2 separate regions of the Homo sapiens genome follow, and region 2 is linked to region 1. Evidence: read pairs that join two places in POLR2A ChIA-PET (ENCODE). Cell type or tissue: K562. All regions are shown on one strand. Each heading gives the region's core, and the rest is flanking DNA. Links, peaks and the distances in the headings are about the cores only.

Region 1 (5,378 bases), core at 107-5,106:
GGAGGCTGAGGTGGGAGAATCGTTTGAACTTGGGAGGTGGAGGTTGCAGTGAGCCAAGATTGTGCCACTGCACTCCAGCCTGGGTGCCAGAGCAAGACTACAACTCAAAAACAAACGAAAACAAAAAAACTTTCATTCTAGCAAGATTATATTGACCTCAGCAAGATTATGGCTTCTAAAAATAAAAGTATAAAAACACAGCATTCATGGCAACCAAAATGTGCACCCAATGAGTAATTTGCACTGCAGCAAATCTTAAGATTGCCTGCTTGCTCTCCTCTCCTCAGTCCACCCTCCTAAGTAATACCCAATGGCCCTAGAACAGTGAGAGGAACATGGGGCAGATCTGAAACCAATCTAAGCCAAGCTAGTGAGTAAAATCCAGCTAACCCTGTGATCCACGCTGAATCTGGGTCCTTCACTTATGCTGGACAGCCTCCTGAGCGGAGGACCATGTGAGTCTACGATCTGTCCATTCCACCTCTCAATCTGAAGGGCAAGCACTAGAGAAGATATGTGGTGTTTGTAGGTCAGTAATCAAAACTTGGGAAGGCCTGTAATCCCAGCACTTTGGGAGGCTGAGGCAGGCGAATCACTTGAGGTCAGGAGTTTGAGACCAGCCTGGCCAACGTAGTAAAACCCCGTCTCTGCTAAAAATATAAAAATTAGCTGGGTGTGTGGCACGCACCTGTAATCCCAGCTACTTGGGAGGCTGAGGCAGGAGAATCACTTGAGCCCGGGAGGTGGAGCTTGCAATGAGCCGAGATGGTACTACTGCACTCCAGCCTGGGCGACAGAGCAAGACTCTGTCTCAAAAAAAAAAAAAAAAAAAAAAAAAAAAAATTGGGAAGTGATTTCATTATGGTAAACTAACAGCAGGTATGGAACAGGACTCCTTGAGGGGCTTGTGGAGCTGGTGAATGAGCAAAGCCCCATCAGATGGTAAAAATCTTCTGCCAACCTCAGCAAAAACACCCTTTATCCCACCCGCTCCCTCTGCCACACCTACCTAACTTGCCAGGGAAAGGTCAAGCCAGTCTGTCCAAGAATATAACGACCAGTTTACTGTTCTCTTGTTCACCAGCCCTGAACAACTGGTGTGTGGGATGGTCCTCTCTGGGAGACATGGTGTTTGATACTGTGCTAATTGGGTGGCTAGAAAAAAAAAAGGAATACGCACTTTTAAGTGACATTTTAGAATTGTTTCAAGAGTTGCACCAAATATGCATTTTGGCTGAATGAGTATTAAAATCAGTATTTGGTGGTCATAGCTAAATATCGCTATTAGGAAACTGATTGTTTGGAACACAAGAATGAATTTGAAATTCTATCAAAAATTATTTTTTGAGACAGGGTCTCACTCTGTCGCCCAGGCTGGAGTGCAGTGGCGCGATCTCAGGTCATTGCAACCTCCGCCTCCCAGGCTCAAGCGATCCTCCCACCTTAGCCTCCCAAGTAGCTGGGACCACAAATGTGCACCACCATGCCTGGCTAATTTTTTGTATTATTATATTTTTAATAGAGACGGGGTGTCACCATGTTGCCCATACTGGAAAAAAATTTAATTGATACCATTTAATTATTACAATCATCAGAATTCTCCCAAGTTTGATGCTGGGCTGGTATGCTACTTTTTTTCTTTTTTGAGACGGAGTTTTGCTCGTTGCCCAGGCTGTAGTGCAATGGTGCGATCTCAGCTCACTGCAACCTCTGCCTCCTGGGTTCAAGCGATTCTCCTGCCTCAGCCTCCTGAGTAGCTGGGATTACAGGCATGTGTCACCACCATGCCAGGCTAATTTTGTATTTTTATTAGAGATGGGATTTCTCCATGTTGCCCAGTCTGGTCTTGAACTCCTGACCTCAGGTGATCTGCCTGCCTTGGCCTCCCAAAGTGCTGGGATTACAGGCGTGAGCCACCGTGCCCGGCCAGTATGCTACCTTCTTAGCACCACCTGTCGCTTTATTGCTCCTGCGGTATCTGCATGTTTGTAATACTAAATAGATGCTCACTTTGAGGTTGGTGGAAAGGCAAGTTGCTTTTTGGCTGGTCCTACCACCAAATTGGTTGTTCCATCCCAATAGCAAGGTAAAGACTTATGTCTTCCTTCTCAATTCCTAGACTTAAAAAATCTGGTTGATGCCAGTGCCTTTACACAACCCCTCAATCTCAAGCTTTGGGCAGTGCCTCAGGATGCTTTCTGAGATGCACTTAAAAGACTTGCCGTACTGATTCATTCCTGATATTTTGCATGCCTTATATTTTAAAATTCTTACAAACTTTTGTTAGTTCAAGAGTATAAAGTTCTTGAACTTATGTAGGTAAAATTCTATTTCCCTATTACTGCAAACTTTCTTAGTTTTAACTTTTTTTTTTTTTTGAGATAGAGTCTCGCTCTGTTGCCCAGTCTGGAGTGCAGTGGCAGAGTCTTGGCTCACTGCAACCTCTGCTTCCCAGGTTCAAGCGATTCTCCTGCCTCAGCCTCCCGAGTAGCTGGGATTACAGGCATGTGCCACCACACCTGGCTGATTTTTGTATTTTCAATGGAGACAGGATTTCACCATGTTGGCCAGGCTGGTCTCATACTCGTGACCTCAAGTGATCCACTCACCTCGGCCTCCCAATCACGCTGGAATTACAGGCATGAGCCACTGCACCCAGCCTAGTTTTAACTTTTTGATTACAAAACTGTTTACATGATTAACTGAAGTGCTTTAATCCTCTAACATATTTATCTTTCAAATAACTGACATAATTCTCACAACTGAAATACTTACCTGTGTTTGAAATTATTGGAATACTTGTAATACATCTGGATGACAACAAGTCCGTTGGAGCTACAGCTGATCAGATGGGATGGCAGTCATCTCTGTGATCACACAACTATGAACCACCCACTAATTCAGGGATGCACTAATGCAAGTACTCAATTCTATTTGAGTCGTAGGCTGAAGGTGTTGATAGTCCATCATTTCCACTCTTCTGAAGCTCACACGTTGGCAAGGATGAATGAAAAGTGACTTCTGCCTGTGCCTGGCCCAAGTTTTCCTAATCAAAGTTCCTGTGTGTTGCCATTGGTCTAAATCTTAGGGCTATTCATTGGTCTTATACCAGGGCTGTTTCCTGAATGCTTATGACTAAGGCAAGTTGTAGATTTTTGGTGGGCTAATCCTCACAATCCCATCGTTAAGTATTCTAGTTATTCCTCTTCTGTGGGTGAGAAGGAAACCAAAGCCTGGGGCAGAGGGTGCCATGTTCTTCCAGTCTGGGCTGATGCATACATCTGATTTGCAGGACTGAAAGTTCTTACTCATCAAAACCACCCCTGCAGATTCAAGCCAGCTGGTACATGAGGTTGAGTTTTGGGTCTTTTCCTCAAGATAGGAAAATGGAGACATAGCACTTCAAACCCACTTTGTTTGTTTAAGAGTCTCGCTCTGTCGCCCAGGCTGGAGTGCAGTGGCGTGATCTCGGCTCACTGCAAGCTCCACCTCCCAGGTTCACGCCATTCTCCTGCCTCAGGCTCCTGAGTAACTGGGACTACATGCGCCCATCACCATGCCCGGCTAATTTTTTCTATTTTTTTTAGTAGAGACAGGGTTTCACCGTGTTAGCCAGGATGGTCTCGATCTCCTGACCTTGTAATCCGCCTGCCTCAGCCTCCCAAAGTGCTGGGATTACAGGTGTGAGCCACCATGCCCGGCCTCAAACCCACTTTCTGGAAGTTTTCTTTAATGTCTTCTATAGACCCAAACATGAGGAAGACATTCCTTCTTTGTTCTGATGCAGATCCTCAGCTTTGTCCCTTCTACTAATTTCAGGTGATACTTGGATTACATGGCCCTTGTCTCCGTGTCTCAATTCACATGGTGTCTGCAAACTGCCAAAATAAACCTAAGATTTTTCATGCAGCACTTCCCTGCAATGGTTCCTTTGTGTTTTTTGGTATCATGATGCCTTAACTTGGTAGCTTGTATCTTCACTTCCCAGCAAACTGAATTCCCTTTCAAACGCTCATCATGGACCCACATTGAGAAATTTGATTGATATTCCTTTCCATCAGTTTAAATCATGTGCCTTCTTCATGGCTCAGCATTCAGTAATTTTTTCCTAGTCCCTGTGTTCCATATCCCATTTATGTGTATGTTACTCGAGAACTCTGGCCTTAAATCAAGGTACTTCAAGAACAAGGGTTATATGTGAGCATCTGTGCTGTCCACTGCAACTAGACATGGGCAGGCCTAGTTTGTGTACCAAATCAGCAATTTCTATGGGAGGGTATTACATAGATGATTGAGCGACTAAGGATGCCTAGCACCTGCCTTTCTGTATGGTTTTGTAATGGTGCTGTCATCTTGTGACCCAGAATACTTGACAAAAACAAAACCAAACCAAAACACTTAATAGAATAGTATCACACTAATAATTACAACTTCCTCTTTCCTAGTTACTTCTTTTGCATATGCTGAAAACATCCATGATGGTGTTCCCTTATGCAGTAAATGCTCAGACATACTTAGCTATCCATGGCTTGGTATCAGGTGCAAAGCAAAGCAAAGGCAAGTGACACTTCAAACTCAGCCAACCGAGATGTGCAAAGACACGAAAGAACTGGGATCGATAAGATAACCAAAAGCAAACATTTAGCAAATACCACCGAGTTGAGCATTCTAAAGACACCACACAACTTCACTCAAGATTCACAATGTGAGACGGCTTCTGCTATGGACGTTTCATAGCTAGGAACACAGTGGCTCAGCATTCAGGTCACTCACTCAAATCAGGTAGGAGGGGCCAAGACTTGGGTTATCACACACATCTCAAGTTCTGCTGTCAAACAGATTTCAAACTGAGTCTCTCCTAATGATCTCAGGTCCTAAAACCAAAGATTAATCTTGTCTTCTACTTGACCAATGTTCCTTAAGAAAAATTTGAGCCAGATACCACACTCCAATAATGATATAATCCTTAGTACTTGATAAATGTTCCTTAAGAAAAACTTGAGCCTGATACCACACTCCAATAATGATATAATCCTAGTAGAGCAGCCCAATTTTACTTTATAGCATTTTGAAATCCTAGTATCAATTCATTAACATTCAGGACATAAAGATGTGCAGAATTTGCCTTTGACACAATTATCATTCACTGTTTTCTTCCTATAGTCAAAGAAGTCTGGGAGAATATTACGTAAAAGTGAAACAGCACAAGTTTGGATATTGTCAATGTGGAGCAGGCAGGTAATGAGGTCCCCCTTCCCTCTTTGATGGGAGCATGGCAGGGTCCAGATGCCTCAGGACCGGGGCTTGTTAGCAGAGGGGAGTCCATGGCCCTGTGCTCTTCTGTGTCCTTCAAAGAGTTCCTCGCTAGGTCCTCTGCC
Region 2 (5,378 bases), core at 180-5,179, 69 kb after region 1:
GGCACGGTGGCTCATGTCTGGAATCCCAACACTTGGGCAGGCTGGGGCCGGCAGATCACCTGAGTTCAGGAGTTCGAGATCAGCCTGGCCAATATGGCGAAACCCCGTATTTACTAAAAATACAGAAATTAGCTGGGTGTGGTGGGGCATGCCTCTAATCCCAGCTACCTGGGAGGCTGAGACACGAGAATCACTTTTCCAGTTCTCTGTCAAAAAAAAAAAGAGACAAAAGAACAGCAAGGAGGCCTGTGTGGCTGGAATAGTGTGAGTGAAAGCGGAGCAAGGGGTTGTGTGATCAGAGGAGGCTGAGGCTTATTCCCATAGGGCCCTGTGGCAATGTTACGGGCTTTGGCTTTTATTCTGAGTGAGATGGGTTCATCTGAGAGTTTGGACCCCAGAACTGCCTTGCCCAGGTGAGAAGTGATGGACCAGTAACTTGGAGATGGGGAGAAGTGGTCAGATTTTAGATCTACAGTCGTCCCCCGCTTCTCTATGGTTTCACTTTCCGTGGTTTCAGTTACCCATGGTCAACCGCAGTCAGAAAATCATAAAATAGAAAAATTCCAGAAATAAATAATTTGTAAGTTTTAAATTGAGTGCCGTTCTGAGTAGCATAATGGAATCCTGCCTGTCCTCCGTTTTGGGACGTGAAACATCCTTTTGTGTCACTTGGTAGCTGTCTCAGTTATCAGATCAAAAAAACATAGTCTATGCAGGCTTCAAGGACCGTCCTCAGCTTCCGGCATCCACAGGGAGTCTTGGAGCATGTCCCCTGAGGATAACGGGGGACTGCTGTGTGTTGGAGGCAGAGATGACAAAATTCGGTAAGGAATTGGGCATGGAATGGGAGAAAAAAGAGTCTGGGAGGATCCAAAGTTTTGGCCTGAGCAATTGGAAGGATGGAGTTGCCACTATTTCCTGGATCTGGGAAAAGGTGTGGGAGGCACTCATTTAGGGCCACCAACCATAAATTCGACATGAGAAATGGATTCAGGGCCAGGCGCAGTGGCTCACGACTGTAATCCCAGAACTTTGGGAGGCTGAGGCTGGTCTCGAGCTCAAGACCAGCCTGGCCAACATGGTGAAACCCCGTCTCTACTAAAAATACAAAAAATTAGCTGGGTGTGGTGGTGCGTGCCTGTAGTCCCAGCTACTCGGGAGGCTGAAGCCGGAGAATCGCTTGAACCCTGGAGGCAGAGGTTGCAGTGAGCCAAGATCACGCCACTGCACTCCAGGCTGGGCGACAGAGAGACTCCGTCTCAAAAAACAAAAAACAAAAATTAAAAAAAAGAGAGAAATGGATTCAGGGGCCAGATTGTGCAATCCAGTTGCAGTAAATACCGCATAAGATAATTGCATTTTTTTTTTTCCTTCTAGGACTTCCTGGCTTCTCATCTTTATTTTGATTCCCCCTCTTCTCTCTGCAGATAGGTTTTTCCCTGGTCGTCAGCATGCCTCAGGCTGAAACCACCCATCTCTTCCCTGATTCCATCATTGTTTGGCCAGCTACTGCCTTTGTCTCTCAGTTTACACCCTGAAAGCAGCAATTTTCAAATTGTGGACCAAGGCGCTGGGGTTCCCCACAAACTCACAGGTTCAGCAGGGGATATTTACATTTTCAAAGCAAATACAGTGAAAGTTCACATCTCTCAGATGCTTCCCAAACTACTGGCTGAAGGAGCTTACAGTTTCAGCGTTAGACCGCACTACATCCCTTTCCACAATGTCATCTTTTCGCAAGCTGGGCTTTCTGTGATTGCTGTAATAAAAAGCAATTAGTAGCCGAAAATCAGCATGGAACAGGAAATGAGGCAGTGCCCTGATCTGATTCCAAGGTTCGAGAATTTGTGCAGTGCCCAACAGACACACACTTTCCATTCGACAGCAAGTGTGGATATTTCAGAATGAATGAAAAATATTTTTTCTTTCAATTTATCTTTTCAAAAGGCTGCTAAGTTGTTAGGCCACAAATAGTTATTAAGTTGCTTGATGTAACTACTTAACAAGTGGAACTGTTAGGTATTTCTTTTGGCCTAAGGCTACCCTGAAAAAAAAAAAAGAAAACCCTAAGATTCCATTTTTTTTTTTTTTGGAGACAGAATCTCGCTCTGTCACCCGTCACCCATGCTGGAGTGCAGTGGCACAATCTCAGCTCACTGCAGTCTCTGCCTTCTGGGTTCAAGCGATTCTCCTGCCTCAGCCTCCCGAGTAGCTGGGATTACAGGCATGCACCACCGCACTCGGCTGATTTTTGTATTTTTGGTAGAGATGGGTTTCACGTGTTGGCCAGGTTGGTCTTTAACTCCTGACCTCAAGTAATCCACCACCTCAGTCTCCTAAAGTGCTAGAATTACAGGTGTGAGCCACTGCACCTGGCTGAAACCCTGACTATTATTTATTTATTATTATTATTTTGAGACAGAGTCTCACCCTGTCATCCAGGCTGGAGTGCAATGGCATGATTTCGGCTCACTGCATCCTTCGTCCTCCCAAGTCCAAGCGATGTGATTCTCCTGCCTCAGCCTCCCGAGTAGCTCAGATTACAGGCACATGCCACCATGCACAGCTAATTTTTTTGTACTTTTAGTAGAAACAGGGTTTCACCATGTTGGCCAGGCTGGTCTTGAACTCCTGACCTCAAGTGATCCACCCGCCTTGGCCTCCCAAAGTGCTGGGATTACAAGCATGAGCCATCATGCCTGGCTGAAAACCCTGACCTTCTAAGGACACCAGGAATGGAGAAAGCTTGAGAGCCTCTGCTCGTGGGAGAGGCTCTACTTGGCTACTGGCCAGCCAATGGGTTGATGGCTTTGGATCAGGTGGCCATGGCTGCCCCAGTCAGGGGCCCATCTGGTCCAGAGGCTTCATCTGGGGAAGGGAGTGTGAGCTGGCAGGTAAGATCCTTTAGGGACGGTCGCAGCGGCTCATACCTCTATTTCCGGTGCTTCGGGAGGCTGAGGTACTAGTTTGAGGCTTCAGCTTCCTGAGGCTTGAGCCCAGGAGTTTGAGACCAGCCTGGGCAACACAGTGAGACCCCATCTCTACAAAAAATACAAAAATTAGCCAGGCGTGGTGGTGTGTGCCTGTAGTCCCAGCTATTCTGGAGGCTGAGGCAGGAGGATCGCTTGAGCCCAGGAGCTGAGGCTGCAATGAGCTATGATCACACCACTGCACTCCAGCTAGGCAACAGAGCAAGACCCTTTCTTAGAAAAAAAAAAAAAAAAAAAAGATCCTTTAGGACTTTAGGATCCACTTTGGTGCCTGCCCCTAGTCTCTGACATACCTGGCAAAGTAAACACTGTGGGCTTTCCATGTTTCCGCTGCTCAGCGATTGTCTCCCCATGCTGAATTTGTGACTTCTCTGGTTGATGGCTCTCAGGGGGACAGGCAGAGCACACCTCAAGGAAGCCGGGTTGCCTGTACACCCTTTCCCAGCATCCGTTGTAACCGACTAATCAGCTGCACCCACCGATGATTTTTTTTTTGAGTGGGGTCTTGCTATATTGCCCAGGCTGGTCTCGAACTCCTGGGCTCAAGCAATGCTCCTCCTGCCTTGGCCTCCCCAAATGCTAGGATTACAGGCATGAGCCACTGGGCCTGGCCCATCCACAGAGGATTTGGACCCCGGGGTGGTCAGAGAAAGGGACAAAGAGAAATTTGGGGTGAGGGATGGAAGGTGGGGTGGAAGTGGCAGGACTGTCCATGTTCCAGGGTCAGCAGTAGCAGTCAGTGGGCTGGCAGCGTTCAGAGACACAAGCTGGGGGGTTCTTAGCAGCCTGGTCCCAGGCAGGTTTCTGAGTGTGTTTCCCACTGTGTGTCTGTCTTCTGTGTGTGCCTTCCAGGCAATTGTGGGAGCTCATGGCTCTCCGTGTTGAATTTCTTTTCTGCTGAATTTAGCGAGTCTGCTTATATGTCTGGAGTTGCTACTAAAAACCCTGAAGAGGCCGGGTGTGGTGGCTCACGCCTGTAATCCCAGTACTTTGGGAGGCCAAGGTGGTCAGATCACTTGAGGTCAGGAGTTCAAGACCAGTCTGGCCAACATGGTGAAACCCCATCTCTACTAAAAATATAAAAATTAGGTGGGTGTGGTGGTGGGCACCAGCTATTGAGGAGGCTGAGGCAGAAGAATCTCTTGAACCCGGGAAGCAGAGGTTGCAGTGAGCCGAGGTCGTGCCAATGCACTCCAGCCTGGGTGACAGAGTGAGAGTCAATCTCAAAACAAAACAAAACAAACAACAACAACAAAAACCCTGAGCTGATACGGGTACCCACCTCTGAGAGTGAGGAAAAAATTGAAAAGTTTTTCAATTTTCAATTTTTTCATTTTCAGTTTTTTCCTCTGCTCTCACTCTTCAACTGCAACAATCACAGGCGACTTCTGTGACCATATGCATAGGGGTTTCTCTCCACCACCAAGCAAGCAATCGAGTCTGCAGTGGACACCAACTGAGCATCCTCCAATTCATTTCTGACACTATGTCCTTGCAGGTGGTGTCAGATCCAGGTGTCAGGTTGGGGGCTCAGTCCCCAGGACTGCCCCCCACCTTCAAACACCAATCGCAAGTCCCAGCGTCCAGAACTTCTACTGACCTACTTCAAGATGGGGTTCCCATGACCTCCTTTTTGGGTTTGATTAATTTGCTAGAGTGGCTCACAGAACTCAGGGAAATACATTTACTGGCTTATTATAAAGGATTTTACAAAGTATACAGATGAAGAGATGCATATGTTGAGGTAAGGGAGAAAGGGCATGGAGCTTCCCTGCCCTCCAACAGCCTTTGGGAGAGAACACCATTCCCTGGGAACCCCCACATGCACGGCTGTCCAGAAGCTCTACAAACCCTATCCTGTTGGGCCTTTTTTTTTTTGATGGAGTATCGCTCTGTTGCTCAGGCTGGAGTGCAGTGGCACGATCTTGGCTCACCGTAGCCTCTGCCTCCCAGGCTCAAGCGATTCTCCTGCCTCAGCCTCCCGAGTACCTGGGATTACAGGCACATGCCACTATGCCTGGCTAAATTTTGTATTTTTAGTAGAGACGGGGTTTCGCCATGTTGGCCAGGCTGGCCTTGAACTCCTGACCTCAGATAATCTGCCCTCCTCGGCCTACCAAAGTGTTGGGATTACAGGCTAGCACACGCAGCCGGCCCTTTTATGAAGATTTTATGGGATAGACATGACCGACAACTGTGTAGAAAGGTGACTGGACAAAAAGGGCAAATGGTCTAATGCTAGTAGACTGAGGGGGGAAACCCAGCAAGCCTGTCTGTTCAGATTCTTCTTGGCCTCTCTGTGCAGCCTTCTTTCCTCTGCGTTATGGGGCAGGACCCCTTCTGAAATGAGGGTCTTATGATTTTACTATCAGACAAGGTAGGTCAGAG

What was found. ChIA-PET counts read pairs that join two places held together with the same protein. Peaks named below come from ENCODE experiments on the same cell type or tissue, not always from the same donor. Only the 100,000 strongest peaks of a DNase experiment are listed, where the experiment ranks them.
Region 2: POLR2A ChIA-PET joins it to region 1 with 5 read pairs; 6 of 35 experiments call an interaction of 5 or more read pairs at or near these places.

Annotation. Positions count from the first base shown.
Region 1 is chr12:110,713,993-110,719,370 of GRCh38, forward strand. It overlaps a transcript of PPP1CC not described here. Among named protein-coding and RNA genes, the nearest start is that of PPP1CC, 26 kb to the right of the region's middle. In K562, for the core only: no CTCF peak of the experiment used is centred there; no DNase peak of the experiment used is centred there.
Region 2 is chr12:110,782,645-110,788,022 of GRCh38, forward strand. No RefSeq gene overlaps it. Among named protein-coding and RNA genes, the nearest start is that of PPP1CC, 42 kb to the left of the region's middle. In K562, for the core only: no CTCF peak of the experiment used is centred there; a DNase peak (open chromatin) is centred at 2,817.